2 separate regions of the Homo sapiens genome follow, and region 1 is linked to region 2. The links are chromatin contacts, found by Hi-C or POLR2A ChIA-PET in ENCODE. All regions are on one chromosome and are shown on one strand. The core of a region is the stretch at or near the end of the contact, and the rest is flanking DNA. Distances in the headings are between cores, read along the strand shown. Region 1 holds the start of CNBP (CCHC-type zinc finger nucleic acid binding protein). Region 2 has its middle 33 kb from the start of RPN1.

What was found. A loop is a pair of places that touch in the nucleus more often than their neighbours do. ChIA-PET counts read pairs that join two places held with the same protein, here RNA polymerase II (POLR2A). Pooled maps may share reads with other maps.
Region 1: a loop to region 2 is called in a pooled map, with 9 times the contacts of the local background. The contact joins the promoter of CNBP here to the enhancer-like site in region 2. A Hi-C loop is called at or near these places in 1 of 37 single-sample maps with no recorded cell type and 9 of 50 pooled maps. POLR2A ChIA-PET finds 5 or more read pairs at or near these places in 1 of 52 experiments (CD4-positive, alpha-beta T cell).

What each region holds. Positions count from the first base shown.
Region 1 is chr3:129,182,397-129,185,459 of GRCh38, forward strand. CNBP (CCHC-type zinc finger nucleic acid binding protein) reads right to left here and starts at 1,500. Exons shown (of 5, transcript NM_003418.5): 1 at 1,380-1,500. LOC105374101 (a long non-coding RNA gene) reads left to right here and starts at 1,678. Exons shown (of 2, transcript XR_924469.3): 1 at 1,678-2,076. RefSeq lists an enhancer at 1,834-1,923.
Region 2 is chr3:128,616,179-128,619,082 of GRCh38, forward strand. No RefSeq gene overlaps it. Among named protein-coding and RNA genes, the nearest start is that of RPN1, 33 kb to the right of the region's middle. RefSeq lists enhancers at 1,642-1,931, 1,725-2,236, 1,952-2,001. Within about 2 kb of position 1,538, at least 32 of the 41 ENCODE cell types and tissues checked have a DNase peak (open chromatin) inside an H3K27ac peak, as active enhancers do; they include CD4-positive, alpha-beta T cell, where a contact is called at or near this core.

The sequences.
Region 1 (3,063 bases), core at 250-2,749, 570 kb after region 2:
TTACAAGACCCCCAAGACCAGAAACAGTCACTTCCTTTGGAAGTGCCCTGTGGCTGAGGCCATATGGTTAACATGTGGGAACAAGCACAAGCCTTACCCATAATAAAATCAACACCTAAACCCAAATGTGGACCATTATGCCATTCTAAAACAGGTTCTCACGATATGGAAAAATCTAGATGGAGGGGAGCTAGTTGAATTTCGTGTCTCGTTTGTAATTACATCTGTTTCATTAATCCAAGAAATGATGCAGACTACCGCCCGCTGCTGTGGTTTTGGAGGTTTGACAAATTCGTGTTTTTTCTGGTAATGGCGCTTTTAAAGGATCCCAGCAACTTAAATAGTGTTAACTCTTGGAATGTGAGCCCCATCAGCCCCTTTTGGAATGGTAATGTAACACAAGCAACTTAGTATTTAAATGACGATAAAAATTCAAGAATCGGAAAACTATCAAGGATAGGGAGTATAAACTCTAAAAGCTCCCAAGTCTTCCAGCAGTCTCGCCACTCCAAACACAAAGGCTTCTTCAGGAACCCTTTGTTGTTGTTTGTTTGTTTGTTTGTTTGTTTTTTTAAGACGGAGTCTCTCTCTGTTGCCCATGCTGGAGTGTAGTGGCGCGATCTCGGCTCACCACAACCTCGGCCTCCGGGGTTCACGCGATTCTCCTGTCCAGCCTCCCGAGCTGCTGGGACTACATGCGCCCGCCACCATGCCCGGCTAATTTTTTATTTTTAGTACAGACCAACTTTCACCATATTGGTCAGGCTGGTCTCGAACTCCTGACCTCGTGATCCGCCCGCCTGGGACTCTCAAAGTGCTGGGATTACAGGCGTGAGCCACCGCGCCCGGCCTAAGAACCCTTTTCTAAGGCCCCCAAAACCCTTGGCACATGGCCCGCCAGGCGCACGACCCCAGCACATGGCCTGCACGACTATACCCACCCCATCCCCCCTTCATCCGCAGCCGGGAGCCTTTCCCCACCACACGGACTCCTTCCAGTGAGTTCCCGCCAAATCCACCCTCGGTCCCTCATTCCGCGACCCTCGAAGCGTCAGGGCCTCGGCCCCAAGGGCGCACGGGCGGGCCTCCTCTGCCCTAAGCCTGCGGCCTGGGGTGCGGCCGTGGCGCCGAAAGACCCGCATGCTCGGCGACCCAGCTTTCCAGGACGAAGAAAGGACAGAAGTGTCGTCCGACAGCGGTGCGCCAGAAACCCGGGTCCGAGGCGGCGGCAGCAGCCGAGCTTCCCGCCTGACGCAGCAGAGGCGCAGGCCAAAGTGCGGCCGCCATCGCCACCTCGCCGCTCCCTACCCTCTCTGTCCGCCACAGACCCGACCCGCACTGCGGCTCCGTCAGCGCCGGGCCCCTCCCCCAGCCCTCACCTTCCGCGTCGGAGCGGGCCCGCAGCGGCGGAGACTCGGACGCAGGCCTGGGGAAGACGGCTCGCAAGGTAGAGGCTGTTTATTTTGAGGGTCCTTGCCTGCGCCACACGCGGGTCTGCACACGGCCCCACATACGCCGCTGCGCACGGCTCTCCTCCGCCTCGCCCACGCGGCCAATCAGCGCGCGGGGTTCGGCAGTCCAATCAGAGCCGCCCGCGGCAGGGCCGCCCACTAGAGCGCGGCGCGGGGCGGGTGTTTCTGCGCGCAGCGTCTTTTCCCGCCGTGCCCCGCGCGCGGCCTTTCACGCCGGGATCCGGGTCCCGGTGCTTCTCGGTTCATTCCCAGCTGGGTCCGGGCCCGGCCAGACTGGGTGGAAATCTGGCTGACCTTGGTGGTCTGTCTTGGCCAGCTGGAGCAAAGGGATGCCAGGGGACGGGTCTCGGTGCAGTGACTGCCATTAGCTTGGGGCCGCAGAAAGTTTCTCCCCTTTCTCGGGCTCCTGCCAGGCCCTTGGCTTTCAGAGCCAGGCCCGATTTCTAGATAACATTTAAGTTTGCAGAAAAGGGGATGCCAAGTCACGGTGGTCACGGCTGTGGGATGCAGCCTCTGAGATTTGTATTAATTTTTGTGAGCCGGGGAAAGGCCTTGCTGCTTTCTCCGCCAGGACTGATGTGTCTTCCCAAGATGAAAGTGCCTGGTAAGGGCGAGGGGCCTCCCTGGGAAGGTCATGAGCATGTAAGGTAATGGGGCCTAGACTGTGACTTTTGGCACGTTTATGAGTGACATCCCCCGGGAGGGCAAGGATAACCATTTGACCTGGTCTGTCATATTCAGGAATAGACTTCAGTTTAGTTGTGGTATTTTCTCCAAAAGAGATTTGTGTATATAGCCCTAGATAGTCTTGTCAAGATTAAACCCAATTTAAACTGTTAACTATAAAATATTTTAGAATTTTGTCTCATTCTAGAATGGCTTTATTCGAAACAAAAAAAAAGGAAGAGTCCCAAGTTTCGTCTCAGTGAAACCTGCCAGTTCAACACTATGATTTATTTTTCTTTTTTTCTTTAATTTTTTTTTTTTTTAAGAGTAGGGTCTTGCTCTGTCGCTGGGTTTACAGGCATAAGCCACCAATCCCAAATCCCGGGGCTATGATTTTTGAAATCATGTTCGTGAGAAGGCAGAGCACATGTGTTGAGAGTCAGACTTTAAACCTGGGTTCAAATCATTAGTGCTTAATCATTGTAAAGCAGTTAGGAGGTTGCGTTCAACATAGCAATTATCAAAGAATGAATGTATAACTTTAAAGACCAATGATATTTTAAACTTTTTTTTTTTTTTGAGAACGGAGTCTCACTCCGTTGCCCAGGCTGGAGTGCAATGGCACGATCTCAGCTCACTGCAACCTCCGCCTCCTGGATTCAAGTGATTCTCCTGCCTCAGCCTCCCCAGTAGCTGGGATTATAGGCATGCGCCACCACGCCCGGCTAATTTTGTATTTTTAGTATAGGCGGGGTTTCTCCATGTTGGTCAGGCTGGTCTCAAACTCCCGACCTCAGGTGATCCGCCCACCCAAAGTGGTGATCGTCCTCCCAAAGCACTGGGATTACAGGCATGAGCCACCGCGCCTGGCCGAACTTTTTAAATTTATTTATTACTATTTTTTGAGACAGGGTCTCCCTCTGTT
Region 2 (2,904 bases), core at 288-2,787:
CTTAAATCTTTCTGGATTCTATCCCCTGAGTGGAAGTCAAAAAAGGAGTCTGGGCTCCTCCCTCCCCACCAACCCCCACAAGCAAATCCTTCAGATGCTGCGATGGACCCTCCTGATGGCCCTACCTTCTGACTTGCCTTTCCTGATGCCCAGCACTTCTGCTGTCTGCTCCCTTCTGTGTCCCCTGCATTTAGTCCTGGGCCTGTCACACCACATATGGAACTAAGGGCCTGATGGAAGCTGAGACCCTAAAGGGCTGGGCTGGGGGCACCATGAAGGGGTTGGCCATGGTAGGGGACAGGCTGCATCATTCAGCTTTCGCTTCAGGTCTAGCCCAGTTTGAAGGTTCTCTCTTCCCTCCCTGTCATCTCCCACACCTGCCCAGGCAGGTGACAAAGCAGTCCCCAGATCCCAGGCCACCAGCCCCAGAACCAGGCCAGAGTCCCAGAGTCAGGCCCAGCTTCAAAATGGCGCCAGGCCTCATCCAAAGCATCAGGCCTTTGCAGAGGGCCCTGGGGTACACTCGGGGGCATTTCCTGTCTGAGCCTGCGGCCCCCAACCGCTGGCAGCATGGGCTTCCGGCGGGGCTGCGGCCGGGGCCTGCACTATCAGCTCGGCACCAGACGCCCGGTCAGGATACTTGTGGTGAAACTGTGAGGGCGCACTGGGTCCTTTGGGGTTTTCTCCCATGACAGCCTCCAAGACAAATGGAAGAGAGAAAGTGACACCCAGCCCTTCTTCAGCCGTGTTTTCCCCTCCCTGAGCCAGGGTCCAGGTTCAAGGCTGGGGGACTGCCATGAGGCCACCTATGACTACAGGGACATCCCAAAGCTGCAGCCATGGAAGCAGCCAGGGCCAGGCCACTAGGGTCAGGCATCTTGGCCAAGGCTGGACAAAAGGCACTGTGGCCTGGGGATCTGAATGGGAGTGGGAGTGGGTGGGCCACTCCTATACGGCCACATGAGGGCCACAGAGAAAGTACGCTGGGTCTGAGACTGAGAGGTGTCAGGTGTCTGGGGCATGTCACCTTGCGCCAAGGGATGCCCAGCCTGAACCTGGCTTTACACCTAGGGCCCCACTTCACCTCCTCCCTGAGATTTACAAGGGGGAAACTGAGGCCCTGTTTACTACTGGGGAAACCGAGGATCAGGGAAGCGCAGGGCTGCGCGTGGCGTAGGGCGCTCTGTCCCAGCAACCAAAGGATGTAAGCCCGTAGGTGGGGAGGGCAGCACCGGATGCCCCACTGGGCCCAGGGATGCACCCACCACAGGATGCTGGGGGAGCCACCGGCCTTGGCCAGCCCAGCTAGCCCTGTGGCTTTCCAGGGCAGCTGAGAGCCCAGGTCCCCATGGCTAAGCCCCTCAGCAGCCCAGTGGTCCTGAGCCCGCCGACCCCAGACCCAGTCCTAGTCCGGCCAGAGGAGGCCGTTTACGAGCCCACACCCGTAGGTGGCGCCACAGCCGGAGAATTGGCTTTGGTTCTGTTGGAGCCGCGCCGCCTTTAAATTAGCCCCACGCATGCGCGACTTTTCTAGCCCGAGCCCGCCGTCTGCGCCTGCGATTTCGCCCATACTCCCCGGTGCCCGCCTCGTGACGTGCCGCAGTGTTACGAAGGGACACCAGGGCGCAGGCGCAGCTCGCTCCTCAGGCCTGCGAGAGGCCCGCCGGCCCAGCAGAGGGCGCCCACCAATCTGCACGCGGGCCCAGCGAGTTATCTTGATTTCGGCCAAGCTTTCTGACTGCTCCAAAAAACGAAGAAAAAGATTCAGGGAGAGTAAGAGGATGAAGAGAGCTGGTGAAGCAGCTGACCAAATGGCCCGAGGTGGTATGCAGCCGCGGTAAAGCAGGGCCCCTCCGTGAGGCACAGCCGCCCGGGGGTTCCCTAGGGGAAGCAGGGGCTGCGGCAGACGCCTCTCGGGCAGGTCAGGGTATGCACCCTCCCGCAGGGGCTCCCAAGGCCGGGCGTGCGTGAGGCCAGGTCCACGGGCACACCACTGTGAACACTGATTAAACGTGGCCTCCACGGCTTCCAACCCCCAGGACAGGACCAACCCTCTGCCCCCGGCTCAGGCCAGAGCTCGGCGAGACCGTCGCTGTTTAACAAGCATTTGCTATACGCCACCTTGCATTATGACAGCATGTGACCCACACAGCCATCCTAGGAAGCAGGTAACAGCCCTACTCCATTTTGCACGGAAAGACTTGCCTGAGGTCACAGAGAGCGGCAGGCCTGGGATTTCCATCCAGGGATCCGACTGCAGAGCACGACTCTGGAGGGTCTTCCTTCTTGCTCCTCCCATCCTTCCACTGTCCTTGGATCCCCCATTTTCCCCCTGCACAATCTCCTAATCCCTATGTTCAACTTCTCATTTTCAACTGGATCTTTCCCAATGGCATTCAACACACTTGGTGTCCCCAACCTTAGAGTAGAACATTCAAGCAGCACAGCCTCCTGAAGGCCCTCACTCATCCCTTTCCCAGCCTGTTTGCGAAATGCTTTGTCAGGACTCAAAGTTAAGTCTCACTTCCGTCCAATTCCCATCCCCACACCAACACAGTTCTCAAGTCACCAATGGGTAAAAGGCTTCAGTGATCCACTCCTACAGCCAAAAGGCACTGCTCGGTCTCTTCAGCCTCAGATGGTTCACTCCTGGAAACATTTTTCCACTTGGCTTCATGACACCACAGTCCTGGTCTTTCTCGTCCCAGGTAAGGAGAGTCCTGGTCTTTGTCAACCCAGGTGGCCACTATTACTTTGTCGTCTTAATATTCAGTTCTGGATCTCTTCTTATTCTATACCCTTCCTAGGCACTGTCCCCTCCCACAGCCTCCTTCTCACCTTTTCCATAACCATGTCTAGGCCCGGCAGCCCCACATTTACCACTTGCACACCAGACCTTATAAT